5 separate regions of the Mus musculus genome follow, and regions 1, 2, 3 and 4 are each linked to region 5. The links are chromatin loops, found by intact Hi-C in ENCODE. Cell type or tissue: left cerebral cortex. All regions are shown on one strand. Region 1 has its middle 200 kb from the start of Gm36824. Region 2 has its middle 320 kb from the start of Gm36824. Region 3 has its middle 240 kb from the start of Gm36824. Region 4 has its middle 250 kb from the start of Gm36824. Region 5 has its middle 49 kb from the start of Gm52235.

The links. A loop is a pair of places that touch in the nucleus more often than their neighbours do. Peaks named below come from ENCODE experiments on the same cell type or tissue, not always from the same donor. Only the 100,000 strongest peaks of a DNase experiment are listed, where the experiment ranks them.
Region 1: it touches region 5 in a loop (2.4-fold over the local background); 2 of 42 quality-filtered maps call a loop at or near these places.
Region 2: a loop joins it to region 5, with 3 times the contacts of the local background. A loop is called at or near these places in 4 of 42 quality-filtered maps.
Region 3: a loop joins it to region 5, with 2.4 times the contacts of the local background. A loop is called at or near these places in 4 of 42 quality-filtered maps.
Region 4: it touches region 5 in a loop (2.2-fold over the local background); 4 of 42 quality-filtered maps call a loop at or near these places.

Annotation. Positions count from the first base shown.
Region 1 is chr16:6,308,943-6,313,942 of GRCm38, forward strand. It overlaps a transcript of Rbfox1 not described here. Among named protein-coding and RNA genes, the nearest start is that of Gm36824, 200 kb to the left of the region's middle. In left cerebral cortex, no CTCF peak of the experiment used is centred here; DNase peaks (open chromatin) are centred at 2,902, 3,664 and 4,921; H3K27ac peaks cover 918 bases.
Region 2 is chr16:6,428,432-6,433,431 of GRCm38, forward strand. It overlaps a transcript of Rbfox1 not described here. Among named protein-coding and RNA genes, the nearest start is that of Gm36824, 320 kb to the left of the region's middle. In left cerebral cortex, a CTCF peak has its summit at 2,759; DNase peaks (open chromatin) are centred at 1,910 and 2,811; H3K27ac peaks cover 795 bases.
Region 3 is chr16:6,345,644-6,350,643 of GRCm38, forward strand. It overlaps a transcript of Rbfox1 not described here. Among named protein-coding and RNA genes, the nearest start is that of Gm36824, 240 kb to the left of the region's middle. In left cerebral cortex, a CTCF peak has its summit at 3,001; DNase peaks (open chromatin) are centred at 3,163, 3,381, 3,966 and 4,601; H3K4me3 peaks cover 2,314 bases; H3K27ac peaks cover 2,275 bases.
Region 4 is chr16:6,354,900-6,359,899 of GRCm38, forward strand. It overlaps a transcript of Rbfox1 not described here. Among named protein-coding and RNA genes, the nearest start is that of Gm36824, 250 kb to the left of the region's middle. In left cerebral cortex, a CTCF peak has its summit at 2,226; no DNase peak of the experiment used is centred here.
Region 5 is chr16:6,028,674-6,033,673 of GRCm38, forward strand. It overlaps a transcript of Rbfox1 not described here. Among named protein-coding and RNA genes, the nearest start is that of Gm52235, 49 kb to the right of the region's middle. In left cerebral cortex, a CTCF peak has its summit at 2,801 (motif pointing right); a DNase peak (open chromatin) is centred at 2,492; H3K27ac peaks cover 924 bases.

The DNA of each region.
Region 1 (5,000 bases), 280 kb after region 5:
TAAAAGGCTAACCATGTTCCCACAGATGCTCTGATATCCTGTGTGCCTGCAGGGAGCACTAAGTGAAACAAGCAGGTTTAGCAACAAGGGACAAAAGAGAGATTATGAAGCTGAGTGGAGAAATGATGTGTGAGACAAGGGGACTATTAGAGGAGCTGGGAATGATGGGATTGAAGCACATTACATGCACCTAGCAAAGGATGCTCAGTAAGAGTAAGTAAAACCAGGTTCATGTTCCTTGCCTAGGTCAACTCCCTTCAGTGAGTGGTCAACGCCCTAACAGCAGCTGTCTTTTTTCCACCTGCTCTCTCTATACCCCTCCCACCCAGCGCCTGGCCCATTGCAGTCATGGGACAGGGGTGGCAGAGAGGGGCTCTCACAATCACTGTTCCAGGCAGAAGCAACAACAATAAAGAACAATGAGGTAGACTCTGCAATGTACAGACTGGAAGAAAGGTGGTTAGTGCAAGTAGGATGTTAAAAGTTAAGAGCCATGCTTGTGCCTCAGCACAACAGCCTCACTTCTGCTCTGGCAGGATCCTCTAGGCCACGTGTGAGCTCACTCATGGAGCATAGAGAAGGAAGAGAATGCTCAATGACCTCCTAGGTTGGGGTGACAGAAGCCGGGAGGCACATCTCAAGTATATAAGAATGAGGCCCTGAAAGGCAGGGATAAATGCTTTCTAGATAGGGTTCTCTCTTAGGAATTTGCAGGGTGTCAGAGGAGAAGCTGTCAGCTGAAAACTTCCAATCTGGGGATGCCATACCTGTGTGAAGCTGTGGTTTCTACACCAAGTGTGTGACCGTGGCTTCATCATTATGATGCTCAAAGGACCCTGAAACTGGAGAAGTAAAGAAGCGAGGACTGGGGATGTGGCTCAGTCGTAGTCTCCATCCCCAGCACCAAAACAAACAAATTAAAACAGAGACAACAAAAAAAATTAGCAATGAAATGTAGAGACCAGGGAGGCCTATGGCACTAACAGGACTCCAACATCATTTTGCACTCAGTCAACACAGTGTTTAGTCAGCATCCTTATCAAAGAGAGAATCTTAGACAAGAGTTAGTGTTTCAAAAAATTGTGAGTAGTTTCTACACTGTTTGTCAAGAGTTTAAATATTCCCAATTTGGTGCTGGAGAGATATATCAGATATTAGGAGTGCACAGCACTCTGGCAGCAGGCCAAGTGTGATTTCCAGCACTCACATGGGGCAGCTCAAGATCAGCTCCAGTGTCAGAGGATCCAAGACCTTCTTATAGCCTCTGCTGGCACCCACAGATACATGCTAATAACAGATGCACACACACACACACACACACACACACACACACACACACAGAGAGAGAGAGAGAGAGAGACAGACAGAGACAGAGACAGAGAGACAGAGAGATATTTAAGAATATATTTTTGCAATTTGGCTTCAAACATTGTATCATTTGTTTGAAAAAAGGATACACTACAAATTAAAAAATAATTCTTATACAAGAGATACCTCAAATGATGCTGAGAGGACAAAGTTTTGTGATACTGTTTAAAAGAACTACAAGCCTCTGTCTTCTCTACTCTATACAGAAGGAACAAAGCTGGGTGAGACTGGTGGCTAACTGCTTAAGCTTGTGAGGCCTCAGTTTCCTTGTCTGGAAAGTGGGTGAAAACATCCAATCTTGGCTTACTATTGTGGTCAGTTGTATCTACTAGGGAGTAGAATGGATTTCTGATACCGTCTTTTGTATGGGCATCCAGGTATAGTCTTCACAGGTACCATTCTAAATCATTCTATATTCTCCGATCCTGAAATGCACTCAGGGGCAAAAGTAAACCAAAGAGACAGATGCAGTAGGCTTGCAGTCACAGAACATTCCAGAAAGAAGCGTAATTGTATTTCCCCAACCATGGCCAAGCAGGAGGGCCAGAGCTCCTCTAACACGTGGACTCCTCTAAGGAAGGTATTTTTCTCTCAGATGGGCCACCGCCCAGTCTTGTGTGATCCCCCACCCCTAACAACATATCTCTGCGCCTTGTCATTTTAATTAAATCAAGTCCAGGAAAACAGAAAACGCAAGCCACACTCTTTTCTCCAAGAGGAAAACTTTGAAAACCGCCTGGTGTACCAGATTGCAGACTGTTAAAACCCATTCATTAAAAGTTCATGGTCGGTTGGACTCCCTTTCCTTCAAGCATCATGCTACGTTACGTTTCTCCGTCTATGTTTATGTGACAGATTGTCTAACAGATTTCTAGTACAGTATGGTTGCATGGTCTGCCAGGAAGGCCTCGTTTGGAGCCCATGGCCGTGAGGGAAGTGGATTTAGAAATGTCAGTTTGCTATCTCCTGGATAATTTAGTAATAATGGCCTAAAAGATCCCTCAAGACAAACAATTAGATACCTGTTTCAAGTTAATTGGACTGTGTAGAAATGGGAGCTCTATGGACGATATGTCATGAAGATTTGGTGGGCGTTGAACGGACTGACAGAACATTCTGAAAGCTAGCAATGACGTTCAATCATTTTAACGGGTTAGCTCTTGCTGCCAGGGTGGTTGGCCATGCTTGTTTCTTAGTGCCCAAGTGCTCATTTTAGACCCTGTGCTAATTCTGTATACAGCTATACGAATAGGCATGCATATTGTATATCTCTGTGTGCATGAAGAAGTCACATATTTATTTATACTAAGTTTGCTGATAATGAGTGTTTAAAAAAAGAGAGAATTCATAATCCAGATTTTGAAATCAGCCTCTCTGCTCCCCTCAATGCCGCTGAAGAGTTATGGGAAGGCTTTTATTTTTAGCACTCAGTAAATTAAACCTTGTATTCATCATGCCGAAAGACGACGGTAAAGGAGGAACATCCATTCTTTTTCATTTAAGGCAGGGGAAAGGCAGCCATCCCGTCAGCATCAACCTGGGTGTGGAGACTTGCTTAGGCGGGTGCAGCACAGGGCTGCTACCGGTCATGGGCTGACTGCTTGTCAGTGTCAAAAATAACAGGAAAGTTCTCAGAAGAACTGACATTCCCCTTGTCTTCCTCTGCCCCCTCCTGACCCCTTCTTCATTACTGATAACTTTTAACAGTAGTTTTAACATTATGTTGTTCTGGAACTCTCTCTGTCTGTCCCTCTCTGTTTCAGCACACACATGCACACACACAAACTTGTCTATGCAAAAGGGATTGCCCATGTGGGCCTCTGGAGGCCAGTTTTTGACATTAAGTAACTTTCTTAATTGTTTCCAACCTGTAGATGCCAGAGAGGCCAGAAGTTAACCTCAGGTATCCATCCCCAGATGGCCGCCTGTCTTTTTCAAATTGTTTATTTAGATTTCATTTTTTTTTTCGAGGCAGGGTTTCTCTGTATATCCCTGGCTGTCCTGGAACTCACTCTGTAGATTTTATTTTATTTTATTTTATTTTATTTTATGAGATAGGGTTTCTCTTTGGCCTGGAGCTTCCCAGGAAGTCTAGGCTGGTTGTTCAATGAGCCCAAGGCATCTGCTTGTCTCCACACTGCAGAACTAAAATTACAAGTCTCTATCACAACAACTAGCTTTTGTATGTGGATTCTGGGTATCAGACTCAGGAACTCAGGTCTTATAAGGCAAGCACTCTACTTACTGAACTGGCTCCCCATCTCCACCCTCCAACACGCAAAACCACATGCAGGTTTGTTGCTGATGTTCTTCAAACCTAACTTGGACTCCAGCATCTATAGTGGCAGAGAGGGGGTGGCACGGACTCAGAGCTGTCTTGCAGGCCGTCACTATACAACGAAAGACATGCAGAACACATGCTTATCTTGTGTAAATTCTGAAGATTCTTTCTGCTCTCCACCATTACACCCTATTAAGTGTTTCCCAAATGAGAAACACATTTGTAGTCTCTATTTCCAACCTCATTCTATAGAACGTATTTCATTTTTGAGTTGAGAGAAAAAGCAGCCATTTGTAGGCATTTTAAATTTGATCACGATTTAATGAGAAAAAGGAGGGAAAATACATTTTCATAACCTAATTTCAGCAGATATGTAGATGATTTTATATGAAGCTACATTGACAAAGAAAATAGGGAGCGTGGTTGGGGCACAGAGAGACAGTCTTGCCTTTTCTAAACTGTTGCTGTTTATAGATTACATGGGTTTGAATCGGGAAGGTGGAGAGCCTTTGGAACTCTTTACAAACAATGCAGAAGGAAAGGGAACAGTCGGTGCAAGGAGAGATCAAATACTGCTTCTGAAAAAAAAACTGTTGGGGACTGAGTTGGTGGCTATGCTGTACAATCATGTAGTCCATAGTTTGAATTCACAGCAGCCTCCCAACTGCCGGGCAGGTGTGGTGGCTCTCCTGTAATCACGGAACACAAGAAGAAAAGATGAGCTCCCCAGAGCAGGTGTTTAGCCAGGCTATCCAATTCTGTGAGCTCTGAGTTCAAGTGAGAGATACAATACCTGCACTAAGAGAGAAAGCAAATGAGAAGGAAGACAATGGCAGCCTGATTCTCTCCAGACACACACTCACAAACACACACACACCTGCACACACATGCCAGCATGTACACCATACAGGTGTGCACACACACACATAAACATACATACTTAATCTTTAAAAGAAAGTCTGATACACTAGATGCTTCCACTGCACGAAAGCTCCAGAATTACATCATCCCACCACATTCCCCTTCGGAGAGAAATTACACCCATTGTCTGAATCTACCCTCCTTGCTTTCTATGGGGTATCTGGCTGCTTTAAAGACAGAAAGCGTGACAAGTGAGTGAGTGGATTCTACGGGAATTGCAGTGGTCTTGTTTTGGAGTAGAACATTCTGGGATGTGGATTTCTCTGGAAGGCAGGCATCTGACAAGGAGTTGCCAAAGATGCTGCAAAAATGTTTGTTTTCTGCTTATAGCAGCTCAGGCCTGGCTGGTTTTATTTTTCTATGAACAGCTGCTTCCTTTCGGTGAGCTGAGTTGGAGGATTTAATTCCCTCTTGTCATGGTGCACAGTGT
Region 2 (5,000 bases), 400 kb after region 5:
GAGAGTGGGGACAACTCTGAGAGCCATGGTTTCCAAGAACCTCAATGAGGTGACCTTGATCTAGCAGGATCAGTACTCACATGGGTTTCTATACTGAGCAATGCTGTAAATGTGTTCCTTCCTTTTATTGAGTCTTTCCCTTCAGATTGTAAGAGAAGGAATGAACAAATTGCTGGAGTGGTTTCTGACTAAGTTTTAATTGTCACACCCCAAAGACACCTGAGAAGGGAGTTTCAGTTGAGGGACTGCCCAAATAAGATTGTCCTGTGAGCATGTCCGGAGGTGCTGTCTTGATTATTAATTGATGTTGGTCTGAGTAGCACCATTCATTTTCTGGTAAGGTAGTCCTGGGATGTATAAGGGATTTAGCTAAGAATAGGCCAGGGTATGAGCCCACAGACTGTTCCTCCATGGTCCCTACCTGGACTTCCCCAGTGTACTGCATCCTGGAAGTGTGAGGCAAGTAGGCCCTTCCATCCCCTACTTGCTTTTGATTGGAGATTGTGTTTCTAGCAATAGAAATCTTACTAGAACACAGGGATTTGGAAAGGGGATATGACAAAGCTTGGGTAGTTATTCTTCTCTGGGAACCCTCATCCTTAACCTACTCAATATGGAGAGTTCCCCTGAGTCTCTTACTGGTAAACTTCCTTATATCAACTGAATAGGGAAAAGTGAATGGTCAGAAAATAGTTGTTACACAAAAAGAAGAGGGCCAGATGGATTGCCAGAGCACTAGAACCACTGAGGGCATACAATTATTCTTCCTGTAATGACTTTATGACAAAAATTGTGTATGGAGCATGGTAGGTGGCCACACTGATGGCAGCTTGTCTCTTCTCACTTCTCACTGTCCACAGTGTTCTATTCATTCTACCACAATCACCATGACCACTCCACATCATTAGGATTTGCATAGATGGGCAGCTCAGTGGCAGCCTTGCATACTGTTTCCAGCAGTCATTCTATGTACAAGAACAAAAAGCTCTATTAAATATGAAGGAAACAACACAGAGTGTGCCCTTCATACTTGGAAAGCTTCCTGGGATACTTGTTAATGTGGGAAGTTCTATCTTATATTTAAATGCCCATTTAATATGTTTATGTGTGTAGATATGTCTGTATGCATGCCTGGGCATATGTGTGTGGTACCCAAACAGGCCAGGCAAGGGCACTGGATCTTCTACAGCTGGAGCTACGAGTAGCTATGCACAAGCTGACACAGGCGCTGAACTCAGGTCCTCAGGTAGAGCTTCAAACATCTTTCACCACTGTCATTGCTTTAGCTCCAAGGTCCATCTGACATCTTAAAATGATGTGGCAGTCACCTTCCACGATGCATTTGTGCTGCCAGTGATAGTGGCCCATGCCTGTGACTGCAGCCCCTTCAGTGTCTGAAGCAGGAGGACAGCAGTTGAAGGCCTAGCCTGAGCTACAGATTAAGTTCAAGGCCAGTCTAGGCAACTCAGTTCTTGCTTAAAAAATAAAAAAAGAGTACAGAAGATATTACTTGTGTGTATGTGTATGTTTGCATGTGTGTATGAGGACTGTATAATTTGCATAGAAATGTACTTTGTATATATGTGGTGTTTAGATTATTTTTGTGTATAAAATGGGTATGTATCATGTATGTGAATACTTGCTTACTTTCATGATGCATTAATTAATCTGCTTCCAGCACTGTAGGAGACACTGAAAAAGCCAGTAGAGCTCTACCAGTCATCCAAGATCTAATTATGAATTTTACACCTCTTCTTTAATGGGTATGTGCTATTTTTAAAATGGCAGTGGTTGGAAGTTTTCTTTTCTTTACTTTGCCTATTTTTCAAAAGTGAGCCTACAAAAAGAAAAGAATGCATTTTGCTGTGGCATCTTCACACACACAAAGTGGCTTTTGGTGTTCCATGAGATCAAACCTGCACACATGACTACAAACTGAAACCTAGCTTCCCTAAGCTTGTCTGTGGTCATTCATGGCATCCCACTTTAGCCTCTGTGGATGTTCATTCAGTCTGATTTATGCCTTTTGTATTCTCTGACCTTCTTCTGCACTGTAAATAATTTCCATGGGTGACCTTGAACTCCAATCTAATGGCAGAATAGGCAAGCCCTATAATCATGCCTGACAGACGGGCAAGCATTTTAGGTGTCTGGTTAAGCCCCTTTGCCCAGAGCTCAGACCTTGAAGATCTCCCTAGCCAATGCTATGCCCATACCCCTTTTGGTCCCTTAGAGAACTTCTACCCATGGTTCCCCCCTCTACCCCAGCAATTCTCCAAACTCTGGAGAGTCCTGCGACCTCAGATGTCTTCCATCACCTATCTGTGCATGGAACTGGGAGAATTTACTCCCTACTTTGGGAGAGTGGGAGCCAGGGAGGGCTCTCTTCTGTATCCAAGCATGTCTTTTTGTCAATTTTGAGGAGTTCCTTTAAGGATATTCTGCTACCCTGGCTTGTCTTCTACTCATTGTGGTCACTGGGAAAAGCATTGGCATTTCTCTCAGTCACCAATAGTCCAGATCCCTGCCATTCCTCTACCTCTGATCCATCTCAGCTTTCTAGAGACACACTGCTGAGGGGGATGTCTGAGAGAACATCTCTGTCATCTGATCTTTGAGACACCAGGATGAGAAGTCTTAGAAAGGGTCACTTGGTGCAGAAGACTTCAGGTTTAGGGCTCTGTGCTGAGCAAGTAGGGTGTCTGAGGCAGCGCAGCCTGCTGCAGGTGCCCTCAGAGCTCTGTGAGGAGGCAGTGACACCCACTGGCATCTCAGAGACACACCAGCAACCATCTTTTCTTCTTGCCTTTTTTTTTTTTTGGCATGGATGTAATGGGTGCATTTGGGGACACTGTAGCATATACTTCCTTCTTCATCTGGCGAATGCACCAGATTGCTCTGCTAGGCTTAGTTCTAAAAGACACCTTCCTTGTCTGTTAACAGCATGATTTTTTTGACTCTGCAACACTTCTCTCCTTGAGAAAATTCTGCTTCTTTGGCAGGTATACTCAAGCTGGTGGACACTTGGGCTATAGCCTAGAATAGATGTGACCTTCTATTTCCCATGGCTTCCTGGTTCATGTTATCTGTAGGATCATAGGCATGTCTCTTATCCAAGCCTCTGTTTCCCCATCTGTGTAGTGCAGCTTCCATTAGTCCTTGCAGAAGGCTGAGACTCCACTTCTCGTGATCATGCCCAGGGCTCATGCCAGCTGTTACCATCGCCCCAGAGCTTGCTCATCTGATGTGCTCTTACACTGCTGTCTTACCTTGAGATTCAGTACTAGAAGTGTGGGTGACGTGAGGTGTTATGCAGGTGTCCATCTGCTGGACAGGATGGGTTGCAGTGGTTGGTTAAAGTGATATTTTTCTGTCAGAATCTTCTTTGAAGAGCTGACACCCAGGAATGCCAGCATATGGACACTTTGATACTTAGAGTGGGAAGGCTGTGTTTCTTCCTAAGGTGATAGGCCAGGTCTCAACATAGTGTTTAAGATCAACTTTTGAGAAAGGCACAGCCTAAGTTTCTGTCTGTGAGTCACTTTCTACATGTCATATCATAGCTTTGATAAACATAATTACAACTGGGTGTCTACAAGCAATTACGTGCTTCATTCATGAAGCATGTGTGTGGTCTTTGGCATGCAGTATTTCTGTTTTCTTTAGATTCAAATGTTCTTTCAGTAGTACATTCCCATAGGGTCTTAGACACTTGAGGGTGTTGGAATGAGGTAGTTCTTGATGCTGTGTTATGGATAATCTAGAATATTATTTTTAATGATATTTATGCATGAACATATGTATGTTTACATGGATACGTGTGTGAACATTTATGTGCCATTAGACGTATGTGGAGGCCAGAGGACAACTTATAGAAGCCAGCTCTTTCCTTCCACCATGTAGTGGGGATTGAAGTCAGCTTACCATGCTTAGAGACCTCTCTGCATTCTATTAGGATGGAACCCAGGAGGAAATAACAACTGGTGGGGGGTTTATTCTACTTTTTGTGGAAAGAGGCAATAGCTGAATTCCACTCATAGAAGAGAGTACTTTATCAGTGCAAAAGAGACAAATTTAAAAAGAACTTTCCAGATGTTGGCGGGAGGCAATATTAAAAAGAATTATCTCACATAAGTTGGGAAGGTTTGTGTGTGTGTGTGTGTGTGTGTGTGTGTGTGTGTGTGTGTGTGTGTGTGTGTGTGTGTGTTTGTGTGTGTGTGTGGGGGTGTGCTTACACCAAGTTTTCTTGGAAAGAACAAAGACACATTACTGTCTCTGCCTTCATATTGTTTTATCCCATGCTCATAAGGCATGGGAAAGAAATTAGGGGACAATGGAACTATGGGTATTTTCTATGACCAGTACTCTGGTTCTATGCAGGATAGGTAAGCCCCAATACCTCCATTGCATTCCTAAAATCATGACCAGTATCCTAGCCTTGGCCAATACTGAGGCAAAATACTTACTCTGTTTTTTCCCCACAAACATATGTACTTATTTTAATTGTGTGTTCATATCTCAGTGCAAACGCATGTATGTGTATGTATGTATATGAGTGTATGCCATAGGTGTGCAGGTACTTTAAGAATCTAGAGAGGGTGTGAATTGTTGGAGCTGAACTTACTAATGGTGTACCCACTCAGTGTGGGTGTTGAAAACCAAATTTCAGTTATTATTATTATTATTATTATTATTATTATTATTATTATTATTCATAGTAGTAGTACTTTTTATTCACAGGATGAATATTAATATTTTGTAATTATCACTGGCCACAGGTGCCTTAAATTATAGTAAGTGAGGTATAGTTGAGGGAGGACCATGATAATATAAAGAAGTGGGGTAGGCCATGGAGATAAGTCATCTGGCCAAGGGGACACAGCAAGGGCAAGGCTGTGTTCCTCAGAAGCATGTGCCCCCAGATGGGATTACTCTGTTCAGAGCTCTCTATTGGAATTCTCCCTATGTAACAAAGCCTGGCACTGTTAGTTATTATCAAA
Region 3 (5,000 bases), 320 kb after region 5:
ACAGGACCACCAGCCCAGGGATGGCGTCACCCACGGTGGGCTATGCTCTCCCCTAGCAATCATTAATTAAGAACATTTCCTACATTATGGGGGCACTGTTTTTTACCTGGAGTTCCTTCCTTTCAGATAACTCTAACTTGTGTCAAGTTAACTTAAAACAAGGCAGGGCAGCATTCTTCAGTCCTTTTAGTCCTCTACATAGCAACGTATGAAGAAATGATGTATTTGTGCAGTGTTTTTATTGCTGTATAGTATTCCAGGTTAGGATATGCTAATTTTTTTTAAAAAAATTCAATGGGTATCTACGAGGAGTGTTATGAACGTTAGAAAATTACACTGAAGAATATGCCTTTTGGGTATGTTTTTAGGACACATGTTAAGAGTGATTCTGTTTGCTGCTTGCTGGGTGTGCATGCTTTCCCAATGGTGATCCTGTGCCTGTGGGTGCATTGGGGTGGCTCTTCTCTCATTCTTGCAGGGAGACATGTTCCCTTGCAGGCCAGGAGGGAAAAACCAGCCCGGTCCCGGCATCATCTTGTCCTGTAGCTCCAGATGCTTGAGGAGACCCTATTTCCCTGTGGATGAATTCGGACAGAGTTTTAACTCTTAGCTGTACCATATCCACATGAGTATAGCAATTTATATCAATAACCAGGTCTGGCAACATCTGCCAAGGTTGTCACACGCAGTGATTAAATGGCCATATGTGCCCGAGAACACAGGGACAATGAGGCTGTAATTAGGACTCACTGTCTCCCCACCGGCCACCCGTTCCACGTTTCACTTCGAATAACCTTGCTTTTGTGAACTGATTTGTGAACCAAATGATCCCAAGGAGAATGAAGTTTGTGCTGTGATGATAATGCTTTATAGCCATGGATCTCAGTAATTGCACAGGGCACCAGCAAGCTGCAGTCTAAACACCTCTCCTTCCCCCCCCTAATTCTGTTGAGACAGGCATCCAGGGTCTGATACAGGTTAGGAAGTTAACTTTGGGTCTGCAGATGGGCCACAGTTAGGTGGTAAGGTGCTTGCCTAGTGTATGAAGCAGATTTGGAGTCTCAGAACCACACAGGCCTAGCATGCTCATAATCCTAGCAATGATTAGCTGTGGGCTTAAGGACCACAAATTCAGTGTCATCCTCAGCCATAGCACGAGTTCCAGGCCAGCCTAGGAAACAGAAAAGCATGTGAAAGGAACTGGGGAGTGGAATCCACTGTGTCCCAGGTTATCCTTGGGTATCCATTTTCACTCGATTTCTTCTTTTTTCCCCCCTCCTTTAAATGTCACTGTTCCCAGGAAAGACATATTAAACTAAGATTAACATGATTAACTCCACAAACGAACTGAAAGCATTATCTTAAAGCGGTATCAAAACACACTTCAAATGGAAGGAGAAAATCATTGACTTCCTGAGGTGAGAGAGACGGGTGATGGTTATGTAAGACCTTGGCACATTCTGGAAAAACCCTCGAAAATGGCCTTGGTGCGGAGCTGCAATAAATGTGAAAATAAATACTAGAGAGATTTATCAAGTTTTAAATTTGCTTACCAGTATAGAAAACTGCCATTTTCTGTGTGTTGGGTCTTCCAGTTTTAAATAAGATAGTATGGCAAGGCAGTAAAAACTTTACTCTTCACCAAAGGTAGGACAGAATATATATGTGTACACACACACACACACACTCACTCACTCATTTTTACAGGTAAATTGTATGCGTAGAATGATTACATCCAACTCATATACACTTGAAAAAGCAAGGGCATTCTCATGAATGTATACTGCAGTTCCCACTATTAGAAAGAGAGAAAATAAGAACATTAATTGCTTTACATTCAAAAGCCCTGCTTCCATGAATGAAGGTTTAGACCCTACACAGGATCTTTGTTTGGTTGTGGCAGTTAGACCATGTGCCATTAACACGTAACTGATACCTGATTCTCTCTCTCTCTCTCTCTCTCTCTCTCTCACACACACACACACACACACACACACACACACACACACGAGAGAGAGAGAGAGAGAGAGAGAGAGAGAGAGAGAAAGAGAGAGAGAGAGAGAGAGGGAGGGAGGGAGGGAGAGAGAGAGAGAGAGAGAGAGAGAGAGAGAGAGAGAGAGAGAGAAAGAGAAAGAGAGAGAGACACACAGAGACAGAGACAGAGATAGACAGTGACAGAGATGGAGACACAGACACGGAGACAGGGGTAGGGATCTGTGAGGGCTTTGGGGAAGGGAAAAGGACATTTGCTTGGATGCTAATCCATTTCAAAGCCAATCTTTGAACTTCCACCAAAAGTATCTAGCCCTTCAAAGCAAGAGCAAAGTTCAGCGCTTTCTCATTTAGCACAAGAGCTGGGAGATTTGAGATGCCAAGGAGTCAACCCCCTAAATGGAGTACAGCTACCTCGTGGGGGATATGAAGAGGTAGGGAGGGGGGTCTCCCAGCCTCCCGGAATTCCTCCATGAAGTCGCAGATTGGAAATCATAAATACTGGCTATGGACATTTTGAATAATGCAGGGAGTAGCGTAAGTAATTGCCAGCGCTGATATCCTGCCTTGGACATCTCATTGCTCCTGAGTTAAAATTGGTTGTCAAGTGAGGACTCTGGGGACTGTGCAAGGTGCCCTATTCTGTCATGTGGTACATATTTAATGCTTGAAAGAACAAGGGAAGAGACACGTGCTGGGGGGGGGGTGGTGGTGAGATTATGCCATCAGTTTGCTCACTTTCCAAGTGCTTGGCAAAGGGGGTGGCTTGCAGTTCTTCCCTCAGTTGCTAGACTTGGTAAAAATTAAAATAAAAACCAGGCGTCCAGTTCATCTGTCCGTCATGTCGCTGTCAGCGCCGCATGGCAGTAGGCTTGTCTTTGTGTGTTCCTGGAGCTTTGATTACCTCCCTGCACCGCGCGCTCGCTCTTGTGCCTGCTGGATCTCTGGCCCTCTCGCTTGTTCAAGGCCTTGAACACCTGCTGGTGGCTGGAGCAAAACAGCCCAGGCAGGCGAAGGCGCGGCCAGCCCAGCAGAGAGAGCTAGAATCATTGGCATTGCTAGCACGTGGGTACCATTCTCTGCTGCTGCTGCTGCCCCGGCACTTCTCCCGCCTTGCGTTTCTCCCAATGCGATGTAGCAAGAGAGGGAGCAGGAGGCGCTTTTGCAGCGGGCGATGAAATCCTGGCAGCTAATTGCAGTCGTGGGAGATGCCCTTCAGGTAAGGCGAGCGAGGGAGGCACGGAGACACTGTGGGAGGGGGAGCAAGAGACTGGATGGGAGGGAGGGGAGGCAACTCTGGCACCAGCATCCGAGCATCCCGAAGCCCGCTGGACGGATGCTTGGGAGGAGGGCGCGCAGGGACGGGGGCGGGCGGCAGGGGGAGGAGTGTGCGAATTGACATTCGGGGCTGCCTGTGGCAGGCGAGCCGCCGCCAGCCGCTGTCCAACGTTAGCTCAGAGAAGGTGGCGGGCGGGCGTGTGCACCTCTGGGGCCGCGGATCAGAATCCGGACCTGGCGGTGGATGGAGCTCAGGGAGTCTTGAGAGGCAATGGCAGGACGCAAATGTGTTTGCAGCGAGTGAATTACACAGGGTAGGTAAGTTCAGCTCCGGAGTCCTGTGGGATACAATCTGGGATTCGCCCTGGGCTCCCCGAGGGTCCCCGAGGGTCCCTCAATACCCAGGGAGCTTAGACGGGCTGGGGGACCAGAGGGTGGATGGATTCACTTTTACCAAGTGGAAGTTCGCGGGGAACTTCCCTGGAAATAGCCATTGGCTCTGTTGAACTTTATTCCCAGAGATGAATAAGCGTTTATTAAGGACTGGTGTTACAAGACCCGCAGGCTAGGGCTGGATTTTGCAAAGAAGATGGGGCGGGGGTTGTGAATGGGCAGATGGGCCGCGCGTTTGGAAAGTTGGCACGCGCCTGTGCGTGCATGTGCAGAAGCATTGCATGTCGCCAGAGACAGGTCGACCCTGCCCATCATGCTGGCATCCTGCTCTTAGACCATTCCCGATTTCTAGATGCCAGTGAAAGAGGCATTCCACGAACAATATTGAACGCATGCTTTCTATTGAAAAAAGGAAAAATAAGCCCAGAGCTGTGCTATCTCACGGAAGAGCAGTCTTTCCTGGGAGAGCCAATGAGGGAACATGTACACACAGTGTTGTACACGTCGCTTCTTAGAACAGAAACAGTACCTGTGAAGAGTCTATCTAGCCCATCCCTCCAGCCATTACTTCCAGATGATAGGCGAAACTGAGGGTTCTGAATATTTCTTTTGACAAGAGAGCTGTGTTTTCCTGTCTTCCACTTTCGGGGGATTTGATAGGGATTCTGAACCCAAAGTTTTGTGGCAGCACCCCATTAGTAAAATGATTATATCATCAGAAGAGGTTGACTTCCGGCATCAGGCGATAGCTCAGAATTTACTCAGGGTTTACATTTTAGCCTTTCAGGTATGAGTGTAGTGTGTTTTGAGGAAGTAAGACAAATTATTGTGTGGTTATCCTATATAGCTACATAGCAAATGGTCTGCCTCATAGGCTTCCAAGCCTTTCTGAAATTCCCATAGTTTTAACCCACACAGGCTCCAAGGGTGAGAGTATCCGTGGAGGGTAGTGAGTTATGTTGGGGATAGGCAGTGTTTAAGTTTGTAGAGGGTTGTGTTCAGGTCGGTCATCTATATCGGCCACAGCTGCTCACCACCGAGCGGGCGGTGGAGAGATCCCAGCGCTTGCAAGTTCCTGTAAGAAGCCGATTCTGCTGTTCTCCTTCACTCACTCCATCCCTGTGACCTCACCTGGAATAAGCCAAAGATTTGGAAGAAGAAATTGCTCCAGTCCAGGCCTGGAAGACAGGAGGGACTCCCCCTCCTCGGCTTCCTTTCTCTCTGCCCTCACTTGTGCATCCATTTCGTTCTTTGCATTTCTCTGCCCTTATTTACTTCCTTTCTCTGAGCAGCCTTTCAGGTTGCTTCTGCTATACGTCGCCTAACAAATGTTTAGC
Region 4 (5,000 bases), 330 kb after region 5:
TGGCTTGAGCATATTTGACAGAGCATGCATCCTGCTATCTACATCTTTATTTTTCAGTTAAGCACTCACAGCTGGTGTGATGGTGCATACTAGTAATCCCAGCACCCGAGGGGTAGAAGGCAGAAAGATCAGGAGTTCAAGGTCATTCTTTACTAGTAGCTGGTGTGGGCTGCATGAACTACATCACAAACAAAAACCGAAGAAAACAAAACAAAATTCAGGTAGGAGAGGTGGCTTAACAGTTAAAAGTACACACTGCTCTTGCAGAGGACACAATTCCCAGCACCTACATAGAGTATCTTACCTGTAATTCCAGCTCCAAATGATCTGATGCCCTCTTCTGGCCCCCATAGGAACCCCCCACCCTTTCTCTCTCTAACACACAAATTAAAAATAAAACAAATCTTTAAAACAAAGAAGATTTAAATACATACAAGAGTTAATGAATAATCATAGGCTCGGGTTGGGAGGGTTTAAGGTCCTCTGCTACTCAATTACATCACCAGTAGCCGCGTCCTAAGGCGTTGAGAGTCACTGGGTAAAAATTACCATAGCAGGCTAATGATTCAATGGGTGGGGTGCTTGCTGTGAAGGTGTGAATACCTGAGGTCTAACCTCCCAAAACTAGAGGTGGTAATGCATGTTGGTAATCTACCATCCTAAGACAAGATGTGGAGAGAAGAGAGTGCTGGGAAGATATTCAGCCAGCCTGACTCACAAAACAGAGAAGAAGAGAAGTTGTCTCAGGGTAGCAGGCAAGGACCGAATTCAAGGTTGTCACCTGACCGCTAAGGGCACACTGTGACACATATGTGCCAGCACCCGTATGCACAATCATGTACACAACATAAGATATTACATTAGAAGCAATATGTTACGTTATTAACTGGGATTGGGATAGCAGGAATTATTCACCTGGACCCAGCTCTCCATAGTCCATAAAGAAACCTGTCTCACTGGTGTCTTGGTGGGCCTAGGTGGTCCAAGGTTGGGTGGCTGTGGAGCTGCTGATTCCTGGCTCGTTTTCGCTCATACCAGTTTGTTTATCTTCTTTCCTTCAAGCCATTTGAGGGACCATGCCTATCTTTTTCCTCTGTTGAATTTTTAGCATGTAGAAAAATGCTATGAAAAGAAAAACAATTTGAGTTGATTTTTAAATAGAAGTGCCAATTTGACACATTTTATTCTGCTTTAGAAGAAAAATGAAGAAGAGATATCTTATGAGGTTGCAATTAAACACAGATACTCAAAGTGTGCAGAAAACGAGAGTGGTGCCTCAGTGGACCTCACCTGATGAATGAAAATGACTCTTCAATGCATGGAAGACACATTTTCCATAATGTCTTCCCAAGGGCATGTGTGAGGCTATACATTCAATACCTTGCATATTAAATACACTCTCATAATGCGAACCATAGATCTGAGAAATCCCAGTTCCAGGCCAGGCATCCCCCTAGCCTTCACACCCAGACTCCTCCATTGCTCAGGCCTTTGTCCATAAATATAATTGCTCCGTCCACTGATGTGAAAAAGGCTTTGAAGTATTTAATCACAACTTACAGTCATGAATTCTACTTTTTAAACAGGGGGGAAATCACAGATTTTTAAAAACATAGGTAAAGAGAAAGGGCCATGCCTGCCCAGCTCGAATCTGCCCAGGCTAAGGCCGGTGACATGGACCATTGAGTCTGCTCCCACCCAGCTCCTGAGGCAGCGTAGGAACTGGGCTGCAAGTGGAAACCATTATTGTTTTGTGAGTTTCAGGCCCAGTGAACTCACAATTGAACAAAGAAAGCAAAGAGCAAATCCTATTTTGGAGCTGTCAAAAGGCTCATGTTGGATCCATTATCGTCAAATGTCCTTTTCTAATACAGTTCATTGAATGGCTTTTGTGGGATACCTATTCTGTGTGTTGGTTCAGGAAATGGTTTAAAATGGGGCCAGGATGGGTTGCTCAAAGGCAAAGTAAATGAAATTAAATACACAGCAGGACTATCCAGTTATATTCTGTAGCTGTTATAGGTGTGTAGTGCTACAATGAAAATTATATACAAATATGTGTATATATATACACATATATATATATATATATCTCAGATATAAAAAATATATAACACGTGTGCATGTGCATAGATAAAGAAAGCTGGAGTGTCATTTAAAGATATTCTCACTTGTATATGCAAGTATGTGTGACTGGATGGATGGATTCCTTGTGCATACGTTGCCCCTAGAGGCCAGAAGACAGCATCAATCTACCTTTCTAGAACTGGAGCTGCAAGTGGCTGTGAATCTCCCAATGTGGGTGCTGGGAGCCTAATTCAGTCTACTGGAGGGACAACTAGTGCCCCTTCACTACTGAGCTGTCTCTAGTCCCAGAAATTGAACTTTCAAAAGCGCCATTTTAATTGTGTTCAGTGACATAGATTTCTAATACATTTCCCTACCTTAATATAAGCCTGCTGTCAGAAATAATGATGGTGCCTCCACTTTTCTGTTACTGCAATAAAATACTCCCACAAAAGCAACTTGAATGAGAGAGAGTTTAATTTAGCTCACAGTTTATAGGGATACCATCCATCGTGGACATGAAGATAGGGCAGCTGGATCGAGAAGGTTGGTCAGTCATTTTGTATCTGCAGTCAGGTAGCAGAGAGTGAACTGGAAAGTGAGACCAGGGTATAAAGACGCAAGGCCCTGCGACCGTGAACTTCTCTCATCAATGAATCTCTGCTTCCTAAAGGTTCCACAATGGCACATATGGGTCCTAGGAGGTGGTACTGACACACGAGCTGGTGTGAGGTATGTCCTATTCAAATTACAACAGATGGATGTCAACCAATATGCTGTCTGTGGTAATGATAGTGGCCTACACAAGGAAAAGGATTTCTCTGGAATTACTGGAGAACTTCTCCAAGAAGCTATCAGTTATCAGAGTCAAGCTTCAGATTCTTCTGCTGACTAAAGAGCAAAGCGGGCTTTGTTGTAACTCATTCACTACTTGCTCAGTAGACAGACTCCAAAGTTGTCACCCTTGTAACTGACATGGTTGGCTGATTTTCATTGAGCACCATGGTACTACCTCCAAGTTCACCCTGGTGGAGTTGAATCCTCTAGAGGCTCTTCGAAGCAAGTGTCCTTGGAACACCCATTTTTCATAAGGGAAGACTGAGTTTTGAGGGGAGATTTCCAGGTTACCGACAGCTAGTGCTTGGGAAGGGTTGGTGATCAGATTTGAAGCTTGACTTCAAAGTCCAGTTCTTTTTATGATCAGGTAATTTGTTTGACTCTTGTGCCAGGACTAACTACCATATAATTTTGGCACAAGATGCTGAGTAATGGATATATGAGTGAGTATAGAGATGAACAGAGAATGGGATGAGTGGATGAGAATGGTGTGTAGAATAATGAAAGGGCAAGTGGATGGGTGTGCAAATAGAGGATGTATGGATGATGGACAGATAGAGGGAGGAAAGGATGGAATGTTCCATATGTAAATTTATTAATGACTCAGGAGAAAATTTGATAAGAAATAGAAATATAGCTTCAAGAGACATATATTAACAGAAATAAATTGCAATCTTTATATTTATGCACATATGTATATGCAGATATAAACATACATATGTAGATTTAGTCTATATATATCAAAATTCCTATAGCATATTAGAAAACAGCATACTTTAAAAGCATTGCATATATTTTGAAATATGGACTGAAAACATCTTTTGTAGAGAAAAGTGTTAATTTTTATCATTGTTTTGTATGTGTGGAATATGTACAAATGCTTGTGTATGTATCTGTGTCTGTCTGTCTGTCTGTCTGTGTGTGTGTGTGTGTGTGTGTGTGTGTGTGTGTGTGCCTATGTGTGTGAATGCACACATCCATATGTCAGGTTCCCAGGCCTATCACCCTTAGCCTTATTCTCTTGAAATAAGATCTCTCAAAAACCTGGAGCTAGGATGGTCACTAGAGATCCCTAGCAGTCCTCCTGTGTCCCCTCTCCAATGCTCTGGTGACAGGCATGTGTCACCTGGCTTCTCACGTGGTGCTTGGAATTCAAACTCAGGCCCCTGACATTATTCAGCATTCTTGCCCATGGAATCATCTCCCCAAGCAAAGTGGAAATTTCTCTGTAATTTTTATACATCCATGAATATTCTCGGAGCATGTAATGGTGTGCGGTCACATCTATGTGAACATGTTTATATGTATGGGGGGTATGTTTGTCAGAGGTCATAGATGTCAGAGGTCAATCTTAGATGCTGTTCCTTAGGAGCCATTTTCCATGGTGGTGGTTTTGTAAAAAATTTTAAATTTTATCAATTTTAAAACATTTGTATGTCACCTGTGCATGCTTGTGTAATGCCATGGTGCACATGCATGGGTCAAAGGACAACAGAGGGAACTGGTTCTCTTCTTTCATCTTGATGGACTCAGCTTATCAGACTTGATGGCAAGTCCCTTTGCTTGTAAATAATCTCACCAACCCCTGCCATGTTTTGGAGATGAGTAACTCATTGGGAATAGGCCTCTCCAACTAGGCCTGCCAGTGAAGTCCAGGGATAAACTCATCTCTAGCCCCACAGTGTAGGGGTTAAAAGCACACACTAATAGTGCTTGGGTTTTTCTGTGGGTTCTGCCGATCAGACATGGGTCTCCATACTAGTGCAGCAGGTGCTTTCCAGGCAGAGCTGTGCCTTCATGGTGGACATGAACAACTTCCATATTGAACGTCCCTTGGAAGATGCAAACTCCTTTTATTTGGAAATGACTTCTAATCACCTCTTTACCCCAGAGCTGATGGAGATCAGCATAGATGCCACTCTAGATTTCCATGCTACCCCTTGCCCTGAAATCATACAGGAGGATTAAGGAAAAAAATGAAAGAAAAAGAAAAACAAAAACAATTCCTAAATAAATAAAGACTTGATTTGAAATGATAATTCCGTTCAGGTGTGGGGTTGGCATGCTCTCCAGCAGGAAGGAGTTGAGCTTTTTGC
Region 5 (5,000 bases):
GGGTAGGAGATGGGTCCTAGTGTTTAGTGGATTTTTTTCTAAAGATTCCCTGGTAAGCCAGATGAAAAGCTGCAGTGGAGAAATAGTAATTTCAAGGTGAAGGGTCAGCTTCTAAATTAAAGTCTGGCTCTGGCTAGCTGTGTGATCACGTATGTGTACCTGAGTGCTCCACACACCCCGAGAGTTGAATGTGGTGGCCCTTGTTTGTAATTCTCTATCTGGCTAGGTAGAGGCAGTAGGATCCCTGGGTAGATAATGTAGCATAGCCTAGTGAGCGCCAAGCAAGAGAAAACCTATTTCAGCAAACAAGCTGATGAATGCAGTCTGAGACTAACCCTGGGTCTCCACATACATGCACATGCTCTCACATATTTCCTTGCACACAAAATCCTGCTCAGATTTCCAGCTGTTCTCCTGTTTGTGAATCCTGCAAGAGTAATCATGGTCTCTAACCTCAGAGAATCTTGTGAGAAATTCAGCAGTGCCGGGTACTTAGAGCAGAAGCCAGCCATCTAGCCATGGCGTATGCACAGCGAGTGTCTGTCAGTCATGGTGACAGTGTCAGCAGCACCAGCAGCATTGTTAATGTTTGCTCGTGACAATTCTTAGATCATTTTTTCTGTTTGCAATTTGTCCTAGATATTACATGGATGATGAGTTGGAACCAGATAAACATGTATTTAATTTTCTTAATGAACAAGGCATAGAGTCCTGTAAGCTGACTCCTGTTCACACCTTGGTAGCCCCTGCTTACGTGTGAAGCTGTTCCCAGCAGCAATCTCACTGGCAGTCACTGGCATGGGAATAAGAAACATGGGCATTTTCTCTGCTGCGGTGTCCCTAGTGATCGGTGCATATGGTTTTATTTGGCTAATGTTGAAGAAATGGTGGTAATTTTCCAGTGTGTGTGGAGGCACCAGCTTCTCTTTGTTCCCACCTGCTTATCTCAGTAGTTGAAAATGATACAATGTCTGGAATGATCTGGACATTTTGGAGAATTCCAGATTATTTAAAGATTTTACCTAGTGCAGATTTTCTTTCTTGATAGAAAAAGTAGATAGAGAAAGTAGATAATGGAATTTCAGCCTTTCTTGTTTTCCTAAGAAATGATTGTATTGTGTCTCCTCTTCCTCATGTTTTTCCTATCCCTCCTCCTCCTGCTCCTCCTCCTCCTTCTCCCTCTCCTCCTTCTCCTCCTCTTCCTCCTCCTTCTTCTCCTCTTCCTTCTCCTCCTTCTCCTCCTCCTTCTCCTCCTCCTCTTCCTCCTCCTCTTCCTCCTCCAGCTCCCTTCCCTCTCGTTCCTTCTCCTGCTCTGCCTCTTCCTCCTGCTCCTCCTCTTGCGCCTCCTCTAGCTCCTCTTCCTCCTTGTCCCTCCTTTTCCTCCTCCTGCTCCTGCTCCTTCTTCTCTTCCTCCTGCCCCTCCTCCTCTTCTTCCTTCTGCTCCTCTTCTTTCTCCTGCTCCTCCTGCTGCATCTTTTTTCTTCTCCTCCTTTTTCTCTTTTTCCTTTCCTTTTCTTATGAGTTAGTGTCTCATACGGTACCGGCTGCACTTGAATTAGATGCGTGGCTAAAGATCTCCTTGAATTTTTGATCCTCCTGCTTCTTCCTTACAAGTGCCCAGTCTACAGGCCTATAATCAGTCTGAGCAAAGCTGGGATGATTCCAGGACTTTTGTGTTTACCAATAAAGCACTCTAGCAGCTCACCTACAGCCCCAGACCCAAGTTGTGTAATTTTTAAAACCAGAATAACGCTTTCTCCCTGTATTTGGTCATCAATCTCATCCAGTTGCTCTCACTCAAATCTACAGCCCTCCTCTGCTCGTTACCTACATCTCAGATTATCTTTTGTTGGTATTTTTCATATCAGTCTGTCTATTAGTTTGTGAATTTGGAATCAAGGGGATGGTTTTTATTTGTGTTCATGTATGTGTCTGTATGTGGGTGCATATGTGTGCCTATGTGTGTGCACATGTGCATGTGTTTATGTGTGTAGTAGACACATGTGCTCTAGTGTGTAGGGAGAGCAGAAGTTAATGTCAAGTGTTGTTCTCAATTACTTTCCATCATATTCTTTTTCGAGACAGGATCTCTCTGTGTACCTGGAGTTTAGCAATTCACCTAGACTGGTTGTTCATGAGCCCTCGGACCTACCTGGCTCTGTTTTTTTAGCATTAGGGTCCCAAGAGCATGTACTTTTACAACTGAGCCATCTCCACAGTCCCCGTGGTTTTCTTTTTATTCTTCTTTAAACACCACCTGAAGAGACATGCATAGTAATTTCCATATCGATTCAAGGACTGTATTACAAAACATAATGGTGGAGAGCCATTGCAGATTTTGTTTCTCTTTCTATACAAAGTAGAAGCTGAGACTCGTGCCTGTGACTGTTACCTCAGTAAAATATAAGGATGCTAGAAGGAGAGGGTGTGATGTGTGTGTGAAGGGAGTGGATAGATGTCTTTGGATAGGAGCTTCCTTTCCATCCTGGGCTGCTGTTGCCTGTCATGAGACTTTGCCTCATGAGGATACCCACCTGAAAGTATCTCCAGAAGCCCAGACTCACCGTTGTGGACACTGTTCACAGGTGTCATCTATTCTTCAAATCTGGTGGCTGGGGCTACGTGGAAATTCATGACCACAGCCACATCTATCTAATTCAGGCAGGACTTGAAATAGATCCTGAATTTAGGTAAGAATCAGAACAAAAATAAAAATAGAAGGAGGAGGAGGAGGAGGAAGAGGAGGAGGAGGAGAAATGTCTTTACAAATAAAAGTCTTTATGCATTTATCCTGAAGATGGAGCCATTTAGCATTTTGGATACTTTGTGATTTTAACATTTTATAACCTTAAATTCACACTGGTATCAAGACATGAAAACAGATCTTAGTTTTTACCCTCTAAAGATGATGATCACCATTTACAAATAGAAAGGAAACTGCCATGATTGTTTGTTGAGGGTCATTAAAGTCTGCAGAGCAGCCTGGCTGTGACCTTGTCTTTAATGACGAAGGTCACTCAGTCTTGTTAGCATCTGCTGCCTGTATCTGGACTCCGCTTTGTTTGCTGTTTTCCAGAGATATTTAGAATTCTCCTCACTGATGGCTTGCTGAAGGAGAGGCCTTTTATTATCAGCAAGGTTAAGGATCTTTCCCTGAGCCAGGCTCATGCTAAGTGGGAGCTGGACCTCTGAGTGATACCTCAGCCTCCCCAACAAGTATTTAACATCAGTATATGACACTTATTTCAACTTCCCTTGTTTGGGGTCCTGTCACCGAATCACTAGGCCAGAGTGATATAAGGTTATCAGATCTTGCTTCTTATGTAGCCCCAACCCTTGCTACACCGGTGCTTTCTTATGTAAGCCCCCAAACTAACCTTAACTGATCTCCTTAGCAGCAGCCGCTCAGTTTTACCTTATGAGAAAAGGAGAAATAGGTACACATCTGCATTCCTGTCCTCAGTAGCCCTCTGTGCATAGAGTTAATGGTCCTCCCATAGAAAGAACAAAACACTAAATGAAGAGTTTCCTAGAGAATGCCTGCACTGAGGAGGATGGAAGCAATATGAGTGTATCGCCCTACAGCTGGCTGGACACCAGCTTGGCAGATGTGTGGATGCTGTTGATGATAGAAGAAGCACATCTTAACGCAGAAGGTGAGAGTCCATAGGAAGTCTAGGAATTTAGGTCTCCCGAGGGACCCTTAGAGCAATTGCCATACAGGGATACAGGAGTTGTATGTTCTATCACCTATTCAAAGCTGATCCTGCTAGTTGTGTACCATGTAAGAATTTTCTTGAAAATAGGTATTTTGGTGGCTTGATTCCCTCCCCTTTCTGAGAGGCTACTGTCTGCAGTTCCCCTTTACATATTTGCTGTGCCCGTGCTTCAGGCTTTTCCTCTGAAGCAGGCTTAGCCCTCTGATGAATGGATATTGGTTATGGACTGTTGGGTGTTGGACCATGGGGAAATAAAGGGGAGTGGGGGGAGAGATGTCCCATGTCCCGACAGAGCTCAGAAAGACTGGACGGGTGGACATGAGAGTCTGCCATGGGACCTGACGGAACTGCCATAGGACAGGCATCAGGCTGTATTAGGCTGCTCGACCCCGCTGGGTGTGTGTGTGTGGGGGGGGGGGTTGTGGAAGGAGCAGTCTTGGCCCTGACTCTAGGGAAGGCTCCAACTCTCCGACTCTCACCACAGACTGCTGGATACTGCAGGAGAGTCGATTCTGGGGTTTCTGGGTCTCAGACATCCCAGACATTGCAGAAGAGCTTAGAACAAAATGGGGGACCCGGGAGCAGCTCAGTCAGCCCAGGAACCTGAAGGGAGAAGAGGCAGGGGGAATGGTGCTGGGTGGTTCCCGCACTGGTGAGAGTCTTTGGTCCAGTCTGGTGGCTGGAAATGCTGGGAGGCCTTCCTGCAGGAGATTAGACTTAGCTCTTTAGGGGAAGGCTCCAGTATGGCGAGTCTAGATGAAATGAAGCAGTCCATGGTTTTAGACCTTTATTGTAAAAAGCAGAGAGAGAGAGAGAGACAGAGAGAGAGAGAGAGAGACAGAGAGAGACAGAGACACAGAGAGACACAGAGAGACAGAGAGAGACAGAGAGAGACAGAGAGACACAGAGAGAGAGACAGAGAGTCAGAAAGAGACAGAGAGACAAAGAGACAGAGGCAGCCCCTTTTATAGTGGGTTGGGCTACCTTGCTGTTGCAGGGTAACTGGAGGGAGGAGCATACCTGGCTATAGCCTACATGACTTATGGTCACAGAATTATGGAGCTGGGTCCTCATGTAAGAAGTCTGGGAGCATGGCCAACAGGCCTTCCGTCCCTTGCAGATTAATCTGCTGGGTCTCCGGGATTTGAACTTAGCTTGACCAGAAAACAGGCTGCCTTTCATGGTCCCACAACAGACTGCATATACATGCTGTGACCTGAACCCAGAATCACTCCTCTCTAGCCTTGGACATGGATCATCTGCAGGGAGCTAATCTCTAGC